Linked DNA regions of Homo sapiens: region 2 is linked to region 1. The links are chromatin contacts, found by Hi-C in ENCODE. All regions are on one chromosome and are shown on one strand. Each heading gives the region's core, a stretch centred on a gene start or an enhancer-like site at or near the end of the contact. The rest is flanking DNA. Distances are from core to core; before and after follow the strand shown.

The links. A loop is a pair of places that touch in the nucleus more often than their neighbours do. Pooled maps may share reads with other maps.
Region 2: a loop to region 1 is called in a pooled map, with 18 times the contacts of the local background. The contact joins the promoter of ELP5 here to the promoter of DHX33-DT in region 1. A Hi-C loop is called at or near these places in 2 of 37 single-sample maps with no recorded cell type and 5 of 50 pooled maps.

The regions. Positions count from the first base shown.
Region 1 is chr17:5,465,851-5,473,718 of GRCh38, reverse strand. DHX33-DT (DHX33 divergent transcript) reads right to left here and starts at 4,627. Exons shown (of 3, transcript NR_135644.1): 1 at 4,580-4,627; 2 at 3,725-3,805; 3 at 3,359-3,627. DHX33 (DEAH-box helicase 33) reads left to right here and starts at 4,737. Exons shown (of 12, transcript NM_020162.4): 1 at 4,737-5,148. The coding sequence starts at 4,860. It overlaps DERL2 (derlin 2), which reads left to right. Exons shown (of 7, transcript NM_016041.5): 7 at 1-2,465. RefSeq lists enhancers at 4,644-4,713, 5,094-5,313, 5,103-5,685.
Region 2 is chr17:7,248,143-7,256,010 of GRCh38, reverse strand. ELP5 (elongator acetyltransferase complex subunit 5) reads right to left here and starts at 3,796. Exons shown (of 8, transcript NM_203414.3): 1 at 3,415-3,796; 2 at 3,181-3,241; 3 at 3,013-3,093; 4 at 1,208-1,428. The coding sequence starts at 3,460. CTDNEP1 (CTD nuclear envelope phosphatase 1) reads left to right here and starts at 4,277. Exons shown (of 8, transcript NM_001143775.2): 1 at 4,277-4,816. The coding sequence starts at 4,715. RefSeq lists silencers at 3,140-3,379, 4,150-4,359, 4,430-4,549 and enhancers at 3,410-3,629, 3,498-4,086, 4,087-4,674.

The DNA of each region.
Region 1 (7,868 bases), core at 3,378-5,877:
CAGCCTCCCAAAGTGCTAGGATGACAGGCATGAGCCACCATGCCCAGCCATTTTTTTTTTTTTTGCCTTTTTTGTTTTGTTTTGTTTTTTGTTTTTTTAATTAAAAAAAAAAAATAGAGACAGGGTCTCAGATTTTCATTAGATTTGGAAACCAAGTTAGAATGTTGACTTTGGAGCCAGACGAACAGATACCAGTTAGCTAGGCATATGTTCTTCCAGGGTCTTTGGCTAGTTAACATTAGTCATTTGCTTCGTGAAAATTCAAGAACCTTTTCAGAGCCAAGTACCTGGATTACCTTCCCAATCAGGTAGAAATTAGACAGGGTCCACAGAAGTAGACACTTAATGCTGTGGTTCAATAAATACTTCCCCTAAATATTAAGTCTTCCCTGAGTCTCAGCAGGTTTGCATTCACACTGCTTAAGTAACTTCCAGAACCTGGAAGAGTCGAAAGAGCACCCCTAGGAAAGAGATGATTCCAAACAGCTTTCATTAACGGCATGTAGGCACAGGTCCCTTTCCCAAAAGTGGATTGTTAGTAGTAGTTCATTCAACCTTTGTTAAGGGGTAGCTTTCCAGAATGTGACATTGTCCTCAGAAAGATAGACATAGGCTTAAACATAATGGACATCCTAAATAGGAATTTTCAGATTGTTTTTGAAGTGAAAAGTGTTTTAATGTCTTTAAATGGAATTGCATAACTAATGGTATTTAAGTATTTTACATGTTGCTAATAACTTTGAATATGATTGTTGCAATTTTATGGAACCTGGGTCTATGGGACTGCTTTTTAAGCAGTTTAAAAAAGGTTTTCAAAGTTTAAAAGCCAATCTTAGCATGTATAATCCTTATGGGATTCTTAAGTTTTATCCTATCTTGTTTTTGCTCAAGAACGCTTTATCAGTGACGTTTGTTAGAATTTTGTTTTTTGTTTTTTTTTTTTAAATTGTTTTTGGGCTAGAAATGAGTTTCTCTAGTTTTATTTGTTCTCCCTGAGTTGGAGTTATGCAATGAATGGCATTTTTGTGGTAAAATACTAATCCTAAAATCTGTTAACTCACTGTTCATTTAAGTAGGGAATATCTGTATACATTAATGACTAGGTAAAACAGGAAATACATTTTGAATATACAGCCTAAAGGCAGGCAGTTACAGGGTTTTTGATTTCTCCGATTTTATAGGGTGCAAGTTCCCAGTGGCAGGATGCCCTGCTGTGTGACTGACTACACTGTGTCCTGAGCAGTGGTAATTTCAATCACCTCTCATCAGTTTGGCCAGCCCTACAACCACCATTCCTAGCCCTGTGTTGCTTGACAGGATACCTGTGCTTGAATGGACATAAGGAAAAGTCCTTACTTTCTCCCCAATTTACCTCTCAATCTTAGTTCTTCCAGAACACACTTCCCTTTCACAATGCAAATAAACTGAAAGTGAGATTTGATACATGGAATTTTGAGACCAACCAACTAACCTTACACATAATTTGAGGGATTCCTGGATTCTTCTAGTGATACTGAAAAGCACACTTGACTAAAGCATAGTGTTTTTTGTTTGTTATGGAAATACGGTATACGTTCATTTAAAAATAAATGGACATACAAATTGCATCTCCTTAGGAGATACATTTTATATACATTTCGGTGCGTTTTTTTCCAGTATGGATTTCTATTTGTTTCTCTCTTCCTCTTGTTTTTTCTGTGTCACTCTTGTATGTCCTCATATCTTTCATACCTCTTGTGTAGTCTCTAGAAGCAGAACACCTAAGTCCTGGGTCTGGATAATGAAACCCTCAGTCTCTGGGGCCTCTGAAAATAAGGAAGCATTGGAGCTATTGCCATGTTGAGTAATGGGCTTCCTAGAACTATTGTCATCTATCCTGCCAGTGTTTTATGTTGTAGCTGTTTTTCTTTGACAGGTGAGTTCCAGCTATGTTGTTAGTCATGATCCTGCCATTATTTTCTGTGTTCTGTAGGATGTCTCCAGGCTACTTAAACATATTTTATGAGTTTGCAATAAAATTGTTGAATCTTGTATGATCAAGTCACTCCTCTGCTCAGAAATCCACAGTGACTTCTTAGTAAGCCCCTACATTATATGCATACTTGTTTTTTTCTTAACTTTACTCCCACTTCTACCTAACAGGGACCTCAACTTAAGTCTCTTCAGTTCTTCAAGGCCTGGCCTTGTTCCTGATTCCTCAAAAAATCTTGACTCTAAGGCCTATTTTATTGTCTGTCTCTGAATCCCTATAAAGCTTCAAGTCTGTATGACATTCTTAACGCCAAATTATATATTGTCTTGTACTGTTCCTAGCTGGTACATGTATATTAGTCTTGTCTCCCTCATGAGAATGTAAGCTCCTTAAGGGCAGGGACCATGTCTTAATTTTTGTATCCACCACAGTGCCTAGCACAGTGCTTGGCACATGGGTGCTGAATAAATACCTTTGTTTATTGATCAGCAAAGTATTATCTGGTATTTTTAATTATAGAGGGATTAAAGTGTATGCATGCAAGCTTGAGCCTAGTTGCTGAAGCTTGTGGTTGTCTCTGAAAGTGGGATAGAGGGAAACTGAACATGATCAAGGGCAGTAATTTGGTGGTCGGAAAAGCAAAGGTGACCACCAGCTGTTATGGTCGTGATCAGACCAGTTAAGTCCACAGACCATCCCAGACAAGTTAAAAATGAAATGTGTCTGACACTTCGTCGTTTGAAGGAAGAACCAGGATATTCTCTGAATAGTTATTAGCTTGTCAGTATCTACATATGAAAGCTGGTGAACCCCAAGAGACTTCTTCAGGAGAAACAGCAGATTTCAGTCTACCAATGGGAGAAATGTGAGCAGCATGGCTTGATGCATATATAGGACTTAATTTTTCCACTCTTTGGTCCTCTTAGCTTTGAGGCTATAGAATAGCTGGATCATTAGGCCAGAGATTATGGATGAGTTACCTACAGATTTGTTACCTACCTATGTGCTTTGTTTTGACAGTACTTTTTTTTTTTTTAAGTTTAAACCTGTATTTAACATTGACAGATAAAAATCTTCACTTTTGGCTTTTCTTGAGAAAATTGGAAGATCTGGCAATAATAGGTCTACATGACAGCCATTGCCTAGAAATGATTAGGGGCTGCATGTAGAGGTGGAATGTGCTCCATCAAGAAATAAGTCCACCCATTTACATTACCTAAATTATTGTAATCATTTGGAACATCGGACTCCTACCTTAAGTTACTCTGGAAAGCACACTGGGAAAAAGGACTGGGATGTCTTTACTCAAAGTCCATAATTTGAGAGTTAACATTTATTATCCCTTGTAGTTTTGGGTTGCCTTTCTAAATATTTCAGGGTAGGAAGTGAAAATTTGTCAGTTTATTCTTAAACACAAATCTGCTGCTGGTTCAACGTGCACATTTTCAGTAATGCCTGGTCACCAAACTGTCAGCAACTAGAGGAAAATTATCTCCGACCTGGAGCAAAGGGGAGGTTTTTTGTTTTTAGACTAGCTCTCTCACGAATCACGGGAAGGGAGATATTTAACAGGGCGAGTTTCATGGAAACGAGCTTCAGAAGATACCCTTCACATGAGCTGAAGCTTACGGTGTATTCTCTGGAAATCACATTTCCTGTAAGAGCAAACAGCTACTTGGCATTCTCCGTGGTAAATTAGCAAATCATCTAAGAACTTTTAGGAGGGTAAGGAAGAACTAGTTATAATCCTACTTTTTTCTGCTGCAGTTCTGAATCTTCACTGAAGTGTCTGTGATGGGGTTGCACAGCCATGTAGAGAACTTGAGAGTCTGGCTGGAATGGTTGGGGGAAAGGAAAGATAAAAGACAATTTTAATTTCATTGAACTCCCTCCTTTCTCTGCTTGTATTACTGGAGGCGACCACATCCGTTGGAGGAGTCATTTTCTGAGTTAAATTCATGTATATCAGAATTGGTTTTCCTTTCTGTAACACAAGATGATCACAAAATTATGATTTGGGGACATCTGAATGACTAAGATGACTCAATTTCTTAATCTGTAAATTAGAGATAATCTAATAACCAGTATATACCACATAACTTATAAGTTGTTTAGAGGATTAGACAATGCACGTTTGCGCTTCTCATTGATTTTACAGAATTAAGTACTTTCCTTGAAGAGTGACTGTTATTTGGACAGAGAAGGGGAAAACGCGGGTTTACTGAAAAGAAGTAATGCTACTAGAACAAAACAATGGGCGGGGCGCGGTGGCTCACGCCTATAATCCCAGCACTTTGGGAGGCCGAGGCAGGCGGATCACCTGAGGTCGGGAGTTCAAGACCAGCCTGACCAACATGGAGAAACCCTGTCTCTACTAAAAATACAAAATTAGACGGGCCCCGGTGGCGCACGCCTGTAACCCCAGCTACTTGGGAGGCTGAGGCAGGAGAATCGCTTGAACCCAGGAGGCGGAGGTTGCAGTGTGAGCCGAGATCGCGCCATTGCACTCCAGCCTGGGCAACAAGAGCGAAACTCCATCTCAAAAAAAAAAAATAAAACAATGAGAAAAACCTCGTTAACCAAGACTACAGTCCCACGGAACCTTACATCCTGTGTTTCCCGGTTGTAGCTCCGGGCCTTTTCCTGGTTGTACCTCAGGCCCTGCTTTTCCCACCCCCAGGAAGTGAAAGCCTTCCCAAGCCCCCAAGGCATGCTGGGAGATGCAGTCCCTTTTTCTAAAGACTGGGGCGGCCGTGAGGTCATCGGTGGTCGCCGGGAGCCGCCAGCACGTGGCGGCGAGGAAGGGGCGGTGTGCTCCTGTTGTCTGCACCTGAGAGGGGGCAGGAGCTCTCGGCGCTTGCGCCTCCCGCCGCGGTGCCCTCCCGACATGCCGGAGGAGGCGGGCTTCCCGCCGGCCAAGAGATTCCGGCCAGGCTCTGGACCTCCGAGCCGCGCTGGGTCCTTCCCTCCCGGGAGGCAAGTGGTGATGCTGCTGACTGCGGGCAGCGGCGGCAGAGGAGGAGGAGGAGGCCGGAGGCAGCAGCCGCCCCTGGCCCAGCCCTCGGCCAGTCCCTACCCTGAAGCTGTGGAGCTGCAGCGCCGGAGTCTGCCCATCTTCCAAGCGCGGGGGCAACTGTTGGCCCAGCTCCGAAACCTGGACAACGCGGTCCTCATCGGTGAGTGGCCGCGCCGGCGGGCTCTTCCTTGCACTTCGTCCGTGGCTTAGCTAGAGCAGTTTTTCTTACATGCCTCTCAATCCCTTTCGTTCGTGGCTTCAACAAACCTGAATACCTTTTCTGGGCCAGACCTGGAGAGGGGCCTCGAAGAAGAGTCCGGCAGCCCTGCCCTGGAGGCGCTGGACAGCCCGGTGAGAGTGACCAACGTGTGTAGGCAAAGACTCACCTTCCGCGTAAAAGGGTAGAGAAACGTACCGGGGGCTTGCGGATCTTAGAAGAGTGGATCTGACCCGGTTTGTGAGGAGGCGGCTGGGGAGGTCGTGTGGGAGGGAGGGCATTCTAGGCAGGGGGGAAAGCCCGTTTGAGAGATGGGAACCTGAACACATTCCGGTCGAAAGGGAAGGTGTAGTTTCTGGTGCATGAAAAGAGGCAGAGTTGTGGGGCAGGGACTGATTTCATGGGGCTTATGATCCCCAACGTGTTAGAGGAGATACTGAAGGACGGAAAGGATGAGCAGCCAAAGAGAGGAAGGAGACCCATGAGTGCTGCTAGTCAAAGGAATAGAGAGTGAGCAGATGCAGCAGTCAAGTCCGGTTATACTGGACTTGGATGTGATGCCCACTGGATTTGGATGTGAGCTATTTGTAAGAGTTAAAGAAAAAGGAAAGAAACACGAAACGCGGCTGGCAGTTAAAGACAGCTTTTCTTTAGTTAAAACCTGAGAGGCGCTCCTGGCCGATTTCGGTCAGGAGCCCTTTCTCTTACAGACTAAGAGTATATATTGGTGTTAGGGTGAGGGGGCTTATCACAAGCTTGGAATGTTTATATGTGTGGAGAAGTTTTTGGCAGGGTTGGACTCTTTGGGAGCAGGGGATGTTATCTTGGGGCAGACATTTTTCCGGCCCGAGGGGGTTTATCTCCCGGCTGGCATATTCCCGGCTGGCATATTCCCGGCCAGAGTGGGGTTATCCCTTAACATGTCTCTGGTCGGGGAGGAGTTTGGAATGTTTCTGGCTGGAGATGTTATTTGTGGTTTATGGTCGTGCTGACCTTAGCCATTAGGCTGATACCTTTTGGATTTAGGCGGTTTTTTATTAAGGTGAACTTTTGAATGAGGGGCTTGTCCAAGATGGTGATGTTCCTGCTTTGTCAATCCAGACCCTATAGTTATAAAAAGGAGGAGGGACGGCATGTTCTTTCTGGCTACTTCCTGCAACGAGGGGATGGAGAGTTTCCTGGTCTCGGGTTGACTAGGAGCAATGCCGTCTGTAGATGTTTTTGGGTAGTTGTTTGTGAAATTGCCATGATCCTGTCAGTTAAAAATCTTTGAAAAAGATTAATTAGGCAGGGTAAGAACATTAGTTCCAGGCATATTATTAGGAGAGGGCCCAGGAATGGGATGACCCATGCTATGATTTTGTTTTCAAACCAAGAGTCCATTTGGTGGTTTTGGTACTCCCTTAGCTTTTTAGCCTTTTCTTTACGTTTTTTAGCAGCGCTTTTTACTAGGCCCGATTGGTTGATATAGAAAGAGGCGTGAGCCACCGCACCTGGCCCCCTCAAAACAATTATTTAACCTTTTAACGTAGGTAAAAATGTGCATTCTTATCCCTCCTGATAATCTTTTTACCGAAAGTGTACTTTACTTTCCTTACACACCTTGCACATAAAGTGTCTCTTCAATAGTTTTAAATACATGTTACACTGTTAACTTTTAGCAACCTTTACCTTTGTTGAAAACCTTGGTAAGTTCGGGATTTTAATTATGTGCTAGGTGTACAGCCTAGGACTTAGACAGAAGTGCAGTTAAGGTCTGGCTTATTTCAGCATTTAGCTCCATGTGTCCTAGGTTTTACCTAGCTGCAAAGCAGGCAAGTTCTACAGCTAAGAGTTATGGTGACATTTTATAAAGCATTCAGGAGGCCTAATCACTTTTAAATTGTAAAACATTTCTTGCATACATTTCCTCTCATAAAATTTTTCATGACTTTCACAGACTATCTCTGACACTATTGATCGTGGATCCATCCCATCGAGAGCTATTTCAACAAAGCTGTGTGGGTAACAGCTGATTTGTCATTGAGCTGAGGGCTGAAAGCAGGGGGAAGAGGCTTCTGTTTTGAGGAAAAAGGAGGGAAGCTGAGAGAAACTTTATGGATGCTGCTCGATTTAGGATGGGGTTATGTGTGGATGAATCCACCCATCCTCATAAGTTGAAAATATCCTAAGTTGGAAATGCATTTAATATGCCCAGCCTACTTTCAGTGTGCTCGGAACATGTACATTAGCCTATGGTTGGGTGATATTATCTAACATGAAACCTATTTTATAATAAAGTCTTGAATATTTCATGCAATTTATTGAATACCATACTGAAAGTGACAGTTGTGTGGGTACTCAAAAGTACAGTTTCTACTGTACGATTTTGACTTTTGCTCCATCCTGAAGTCAAACAGTTCTAAGACAGGGACCATCTGTATTCAGAGGTTGAGGGGAAGAACTCAGTAGGGAGGGAGGCAGAAGATAGAATCGAGCTAACAGAGCAAAGATCAGGAGGCATGGGGGACGGGGGAACTTGGCCACAAGGGCTAGATGCAGGGCTGGTCTGGAAGAGGAGGAAGGCTAAGAGGCTGCAGGGCTAGAGAACGGATGTAAGGATGGTGCACTGCAGAAGGGCTTCTAGGGGCAGTTAGGGAGAGACCACATTTTAGAACCCCACT
Region 2 (7,868 bases), core at 2,547-5,046, 1.8 Mb before region 1:
GATCTCAGCTCACTGCAACCTCTGCCTCCTGGGTTCAAGTGATTCTCCTGCCTCAGCCTCCCGAGTAGCTGGGATTACAGGCGTGCACCACCACACCCAGCTAATTTTTTGTATTTTTAGTAGAGACAGGGTTTCACCATGTTGGCCAGGCTGGTCTCCAACTCCAGGTGATCCGCCCGCCTTGGCCTCCCCAAGTGCTGGGATTACAGGCATGAGCCACTGCGCCCAGACAATATTTAACAACTTTTAACCTAAGAAATGGCAATATAGTGGTTCATCCTAATACTTCCCTTGTACCTTCCCCCATATACAGGGGAAAGTGAAGCAATGAGAGATCAAGCACCTTAATACAAAGCTGGGCGTCTGACTCCTAAGTCCATTCGAGTACCCACAGTGCACTTCAAGGCTAGTCTCAGTGCCCCTGCCCGGCCAAATTTGCCTGGATGACCTCTTGCTCTTCAAGAGAGTGCCTTTTTTTTTTTTTGAGATGGAGTCTTGCTCTGTCGCCCAGGCTGGAGTGCAGTGGCCCATCTCAGCTCACTGCAAGCTCCACCTCCCGGGTTCACGCCATTCTCCTGCCTCAGCCTCCCGGGTAGCTGGGACTAGAGGTGCCCGCCACCAAGCCCGGCTAATTTTTTTTTGTATTTTTAGTAGAGACGGGGTTTCACCATGTTAGCCAGGATGGTCTCGATCTCCTGACCTTGTGATCTACCCACCTCGGCCTCCCAAAGTGCTAGGATTACAGGAGTGAGCCACCGCGCCCGGCCAAGAGTGCCCTTCTTTAAGGTGCCCTGTGCATGCCTGTATCATCATGGCCTTTATCAGACCATCTTGTAACTGCCTGTTTACTTATCTCCATCTTTTATGGGACTTCGAGCTCCTGGAAGGCAAGGACCCAGCTACAGTCAGTCTGTATTTTGCCATTATCTAGAATTGTACCTGACACATTGTATATATTTACTATTGATTTGTTAAATGAATGAATGAGTGAAACAAATGAGTAAAAAAATAACTTGGAGAAAAAAAAGCAAATGGTAGATGGCATTAAGGAGAAGTAAAAAAAAAAAAAAACAGACAAAAAAGTCAAAAAAATGAAAAAAGGTCTGACTGGAGAACCCAGATGTTTATTCTAGGGTAGAAAGGAAAAGGGGCACACTCCTTGGCAGAGGGAGATGTATGAGGGGAAACAATGAAGGAGGGGTCTCACCAGGACAAGAGTCCTGATGGCTCACAGCATGCAGGACCTGGCAGAGTGTGGTGCAGGGAAGGCGAAGTAGCAGCCAGCTGAGTGAATCGAGAGCAATGGTGACAGGAACAGGATCTGTCCTCTTGCACATGGCTCTCAAGGCTCCCAGCGGCCCCCCAGGAAAGGCCTCCTCAGTTTTTGACCAGTTGAGAGGGTCTCTGAAGAAGTCATGGTAAACCAGCCTGCAAAGGGAAAATAAGACACAATATAATATTGCCCCTTCCCCCGAGAGGATCACAAAGTTCATCCTCTGATCTTTATGGCTGTTTTCTCAATTTTTATGAATATCCTAAATATTAGTGAAAGATAATTACTGAGAGAGAGCATACAGTGATTGAGAGCACAGACTTTGGTGTCTGACAGCCTGATCTCCAAGCTTGGCTTTGCTACTTGCCCAAGGTCAGCTAACTGATACATTATTTCTAAGAGTTGCCTCATTGGTGAAATGAGATGCCAACCTCTAAGCATTCAGCACAGTGCTTGACACATAGTATATGCCTGATAAATGTTAGTTATCACCATTATCAAATATTTCCTGTGTGTGGCACCTAAAGATTATCACCCTGGGTGAAAAAAGAGAAAGCAGAGGACGTGAGATTTGGTCCTGCCTGTAGAACAGCTTAAAGAAAGTCAAGAATTAAGTCAAGAAGTAACAACTACAGAAAAAACAGCTCAGGAAAGGGAGACTGGCATAGGTAGCAGAACTTTTTTTCCCAGATATCTCTTTTCTATCTTCTCTTGTGGAGTGCCCGCTTTTTTTTTTTTTTTTGAGACAGAGTTTCGCTCGTTGCCCAGGCTGGAGTGCAATGGCGTGATCTCCGCTCACTGCAACCTCTGCCTCCTGGGTTCAAGCGATTCTCCTGCCTCAGCCTCCTGAGTAGCTGGAATTACAGGCATGTGCCACCATGCCCAGGTAATTTTTTGTATTTTTAGTAGAGATGGGGTTTCTCCATGTTGGTCAGGCTGGTCTCGAACTCCAGACCTCAGGTGATCCACCCGCCTCAGCCTCCCAAAGTGCTGGGATTACAGGCGTGAGCCACCGCGCCCAGCCATGGAATGCCATCTGAACATACACCACCGCCTCTATCACAACAATGGCTGATGCAAAATTGGAGGCTCAACAGATAAGATGTAAACTACTATTATCATCCACTGAGTTGCCGGGACTAGGAAGTAGAAAGCATCCTACTAATGGTTCTTAATGTCTCCTGATCAGGCATGCCGCTGGGTTTAGGAACTTCCTTATCTCAATACTTTCTTCTCCCCCATATTAGTCAATAAATCCTGGAAATTCTACCCACTAAAGTCCTTTACATGTGTTCTAAACTTTCCATCTCTACTGCCACTGCCTTAAACCAGGCCTCTATCACTTCCTACCATTATTCCCTAAAATTCATTAGGTCAGGAACAGGTCTCACTCACTGCCGTCTCCAGTATCTTGCACAGCACCTGGTTGATAGTTGGTGCTCGGTACATATGTACCTTAAAGAGTGAAGCCGGATTAACGGATTACTGCAATACCCTTCCCACATGTTCTCCCTATTTCCAGGCTATTTCTCTCTCGACTTCTATGATCTTTGCTTTGGACTCCCCAAATACTCATCACTCCTCTTATTAATTCTTGCCTCCTGAAAGATCCATATCCAATTCTTCAATGAATATTTAAGGAACTGCTACTACATACCAGGTTCTGCGCTTGTTGTAAAGAAATTTCCTTAGCATTATAGGTCTCAAATTTAATCAAATCTCTTCCAACTGGTACTTACCGATTGTTGATATCAGAGTCAAAACCTTCACGAAACTCTTCCTCGCTCACTTCACAGCCCAGGATATGCACTTGCTCCCCACTAAGGCAGAGATGAGAAGGGATTGTCAAAGAGTGGGCACAGGTGCCCTATCCAGGGTAGGCCGGGGAGACACTGTGGGATACTCACCACAGTGCAGATTTCTTGACAAGCGCCTTCAAGAGACTGCGCCCCTCCCACTCCACGGAATCTGCAGAGCGAGGGACGGATAAAGGGTATGAGAGCGCTGGGATTACCGCCTTCGCGAACCCGTCGCGATTTCCACACCTAGCCTGTGACCCCTGGCCCTTCCTGCCCACTTCCGTCCCCTCAGCCAGGCCCGAACCGCACCCCCCGCCCCGCCACCGTGCCTCTGGCTCTCACCCCGAAGCAGCACCAGGCCGCCCAAGGCCAACAGCGAGTCCAACATCTCCAACTCGCGTCCGGTCCCTGCTCTGGCGCCCTCTGATGGCGTCATGACCCAGTGTCCTTCCTCCTCGGGGTGAAACGGGCCGAGCACTCGGGCGTCCTCCCACCATTAAGACCTAACATAGTCTGGAATGAGAGGTGATTATGTTCAATATTCCCAGGGGGGCGCTCACGCGGAGGGCGCCCCTCCCCGAGCCCTGGCGCACAGTCGTACGGACAACGACCCCGTCTACATTTTCACTGTGACCGGGGCGGGAAGAGCAGTTGGGGCAGTTGTCAGTGGGAGGGGGAGGAGGACCCACAAGCCCCCCGCGAGGGCCCTAAGCGCGGGCCAAGTGACGTCACTCTCCCCGCCCACGCAGTTTGAGGCGGGGCCTGCTTCGCCTCAGGCCCCGCCCCGCGGCCACCTTCTGCGCGTGCGCAATACTGCAGCCTCGCTTGGAGTGCTTTTGGCTTTCCTTATACCTACCCGCCATAGACCGCGCAGGAGGAACTTAGTCCCGGTGAAGCGAATACACGTCACCACCGGAAGTAGTGTCAAAGGGGAAGAGGAGGGGGAAAGACAGGAAGAGGGAGTCCTTTGGACGGTAAAATGGCGCCTGTCAGAGTGGGAAACCCAGCTGCAGAGGCTGCAGCCCCGGTCCCCAGCGGCTAAAGGACCCCCGAGCTCGGGGAGGGGGAGGCCGCTCCGGCCCAGCGCTCTGCGCCCTCCGGCTCCCCCTCCCCCTCCTTCCCTGCTCCTTCGCTCTGCAGGCCCGTTCTCCGCTGCCGCGGCCCTTTGCGCGCCGCTGCCCCCGCCCTCCCCGTTCCTGCGAGCAGCCCCCTAGCGCGCCTGCGCAGCGGGCCACTCTCTGCTTTCCCCCCCTCCCCTTCCCTTTTCCCTTCCTCCCTTTTCCCTAGCCCCCTCCCCCACTGCCCCCTCCCCCAATTATCCTTCCCCTTCCCTCCAGGTCTCGGAGGACCCCATCCTAGCCCTACCTGTCTCGGCCCGCAACCTCCCCGAAGCCGTCGGTGCCACTCCCAGCCCATGTGGGCCCCCGCGGGCTGCCCACGCCTGTCCCCCAGCTCCCCGTTCCGCTGGGCTTTACCCTCGCCAGGGGTGGCTTTCTGAGCCGCCCGCTCCGTGCCCCTCTCTGCAGCCTCTCCTGCCACTCGGGGCCCCCGTTCCCCCTCCCGGCGGCGGGGGGCTGCCCCCGGGGGGCTGGCGGAGCTGGGCCGCGGGGGCCCCGGGGCCGGCGGTGCCGGGGTCATCGGGATGATGCGGACGCAGTGTCTGCTGGGGCTGCGCACGTTCGTGGCCTTCGCCGCCAAGCTCTGGAGCTTCTTCATTTACCTTCTGCGGAGGCAGATCCGCACGGTGAGCCAGGGTGGGCGCTGGCGGTGTTGGGGACGTCTGGCGGTGTTGGGGACATCTGTCCGTGGTGCTCAGGGGTTTTCGGAGTGTCGGGCCTCTGTTTGGGCCTAGGAAGGGAATCCTGGCTGGGGCTTTTCTCGCCAGAGAATTGGGCACCCTAAGCGGGGCGAGGTGGGAGACCCTTGTAATAGAACCTTGCCCTTGGGGGTTTTGATGGGGCTAGATGGGACAGGATTTGGCAACTCTTGGGGGCTAAGGTGGTGGGTGGGGCGCTCTTTAAGAAAGCTGGAGTTGTTGCTAAAGAAACCAAGAGGCGGGGAACACCTGTTTGATGACAGCCGGATCTGTGGATGTGGGCTTGGGAAAGACCCTATTTGGAACCTCGGTGTGTGTTTGGTCCTATAACAAGGAAGAGACAGACTTGTGTGTCAAGGGTGGAGGTGGGTGGGAGGGCATACGTTACAAACAAGGACGGGAACTTGGGAAAGCCCTGGGTGTGAAGGAGAAACGCCTGCGGTTCCCATTAAGAGAATTCCTCCAAAAAGGCTGTGAAAATTTATTTCATAGTGTGAGTGTAGGTATCTGGATTTATTGAAGACTAAAGCAGATGCTTTTACGATGGGCCTCTTTAATTGTGGGAGGGAGTTCAAGGTGGGTGCTGTGCCCACCATTGAAGTTTGGGTGTCCCTGTCAGAGGACAGCGCTGGGCAGTTGTAGGGCTTGAAAATGAGGACGTTTGCTTCTCCAGGAGAGCCTAGCATTCTGAGGGAAACTGTCCGGATGGACCCAAGCATCTCTGGGTCCCCTCTCCCTTAGCTTTTCTCCAAGGTCAGAGGTCCTTCAGCTAACAGCACTTTAAATGAATGTGCTCTTGTGGTCTCACCACCACCAGGGAGAATCCTCGGAAGGAGTCTGGGGAGAATTTAGTAAGCGGAGACACAGGTTCTGGGTCTGTACTGTGGTCTGTACCCCTTAGCATACCTCAATACAATTTGAAAGAATAAACCCAGGTTGGGGTGACCTGGGGTCCAGAGAATTTCCAGAAAGCCCTCAGTGGTAGTGGTGGTTGATTTAACTGATTTGGGAGAATGGGTCTGGCCTTGGGTTCATTCTGTCCTTTACCAGTCTGCTTCCACTTCCTGATTTAGGGCGCGAACAGTACAGGATGGTTGTGGCTGTAGGCAGCAGCGCTATTCCCCCGAGACAAGAGCTAGGAGCCAAGAAAAATTTAGGGTCAGAGATGCTGGGATATGTGTGGGGCTATCTCCTGGGGTTTTCTTTTCTTTTCTGAGACAGTCTCGCTTTGTCGCCCAGGCTGGAGTGCAGTGGTGCCATCTCCGCTCACTGCAACCTCCACTTCCTGGGTTCAAGCGATTCTCCTGCTTCAGCCTCTCGAATAGCTGGGATTACAGGCACCTGCCACCACACCTGGCTAATTTTTGTAATTTTAGTAGAAACGGGTTTTCACCATGTTGGCCAGGATGGTCTCAAACTCCTGACCTCAAGTGATCTGCCCGCCTTGGCCTCACAAAAGTACTGGGATTGAGCCACTGCACCCGGCCTCCAGCGGTTTTCTTTATGGGTTGACTGCCATCTTCTCTGACGTTCTCGCTCCAACACATCAGTTTTCTGGGCATACGGAGTGGTGCTTCAGCTCATCCACAGGTTACTTCCAAAATTGCTCTCCTTTGGGCAGCACTGACCCCATAGCCTTTTGTCCTCCCTTCCCTTCCAATCTGGTTTCTTTCCCCACCCCGCTTCTGGCAGATGCTTGGAGCATTCCCTACATGCCCAGCATATGCAACCCGAGATAGCAAGGCTGGACACTGGAGCTCTTTCGGACCTCATCATGGCCCAGGGAGAAAAGAAGGGCAGATCTTGATTAGGGGGAGAGAGCCCTGTGGGTTTAGAAGGGAGAACCTGGTTCTGGTGTGGCTTGGGGCCTAGGTATGCACTGAAGAGGGTTTGTACCTTTGAAGAAAAGTGTGGAAGAGGGAATTGCCAGGCTTTGTATGGGGAGATGTGCGTATTAGGAAATAGCCCCTAGAGAATGCTTGGAGAAGCAGAGCTGGATGAGGTGGTGACGTCCTTGTCCCTTATTCACCTCTCACTTAACGGCCCTGACTTCACTCTGGCCTCCTCCAGACCCTGCCAGTCAGCCTGGCAGGGGCTTTCCAGTGTTCTTTGCCTCACCCTGGGTACCAGGATAAGGAGACTGTTCAGAGGGCTGAGGTTCTCTGAACTTGTGACTTGGCTAGAAGGGACAGAAGTGGACAGGTGGCTGGTTAAAATAGGCCTGGTGGCTTCTAGCCAGAGGAACTTAGCTGACCTGACAACCTCTGGATTCCCTCATTCTATATTCCCATTAAGGACCCAGGGATCTCCTCCCGACTCCTACTCCATGTGCACTAGGGAATCTGAGGCACTTAGTTCCCAATGATGGTAGTTGCTACAAATAATTCTTGGGGTGAAGGTTGCGTTGTGGGGGTCGTTTCTTTGTTCAGTGTAGCAGGATAATATCACAGTTAAGAGGGCAGCTTCGGCCGGGGGTGGTGGCTCTTGCCTGTAATCCCAGCACTTTGGGAAGCTGAGGCAGGTGGATCATGAGGTCAGGAGCTCAAGACCAGCCTGGCCAATATGGTGAAACCCCGTCTCTACTAAAAATACAAAAATTAGCTGGGCGTGGTTCGCGCGCCTATAGTCCCAGCTGCTTAGGAGGCTGAGGCAGGAGAATTGCTTGAACCTGGGAGGTGGAGGTTGCAGTGAGCTGAGATCGCGCCACTGCACTCCAGCCTGGGCAATGGAGTGAGACTCCCTTCTCAAAAAAAAAAAAAAGAAAAAAAAAGAGGGCACGTTCTTGGGTTGAACTGCATTGGTACAATCCTGGCTCTATCACTTCATTGATTCTACTTTTTTTTTTTTTTTTTTTTTTTTTTTTGCGACGGAGTCTTGCTCTGTCACCAGGCTGGAGTACAGTGGTGCGATCTCGGCTCACTGCAACCTCTGCCTCCTGGGTTCAAGCCACTCTGCTGCCTCAGCCTCCCGAGTAGCTGGG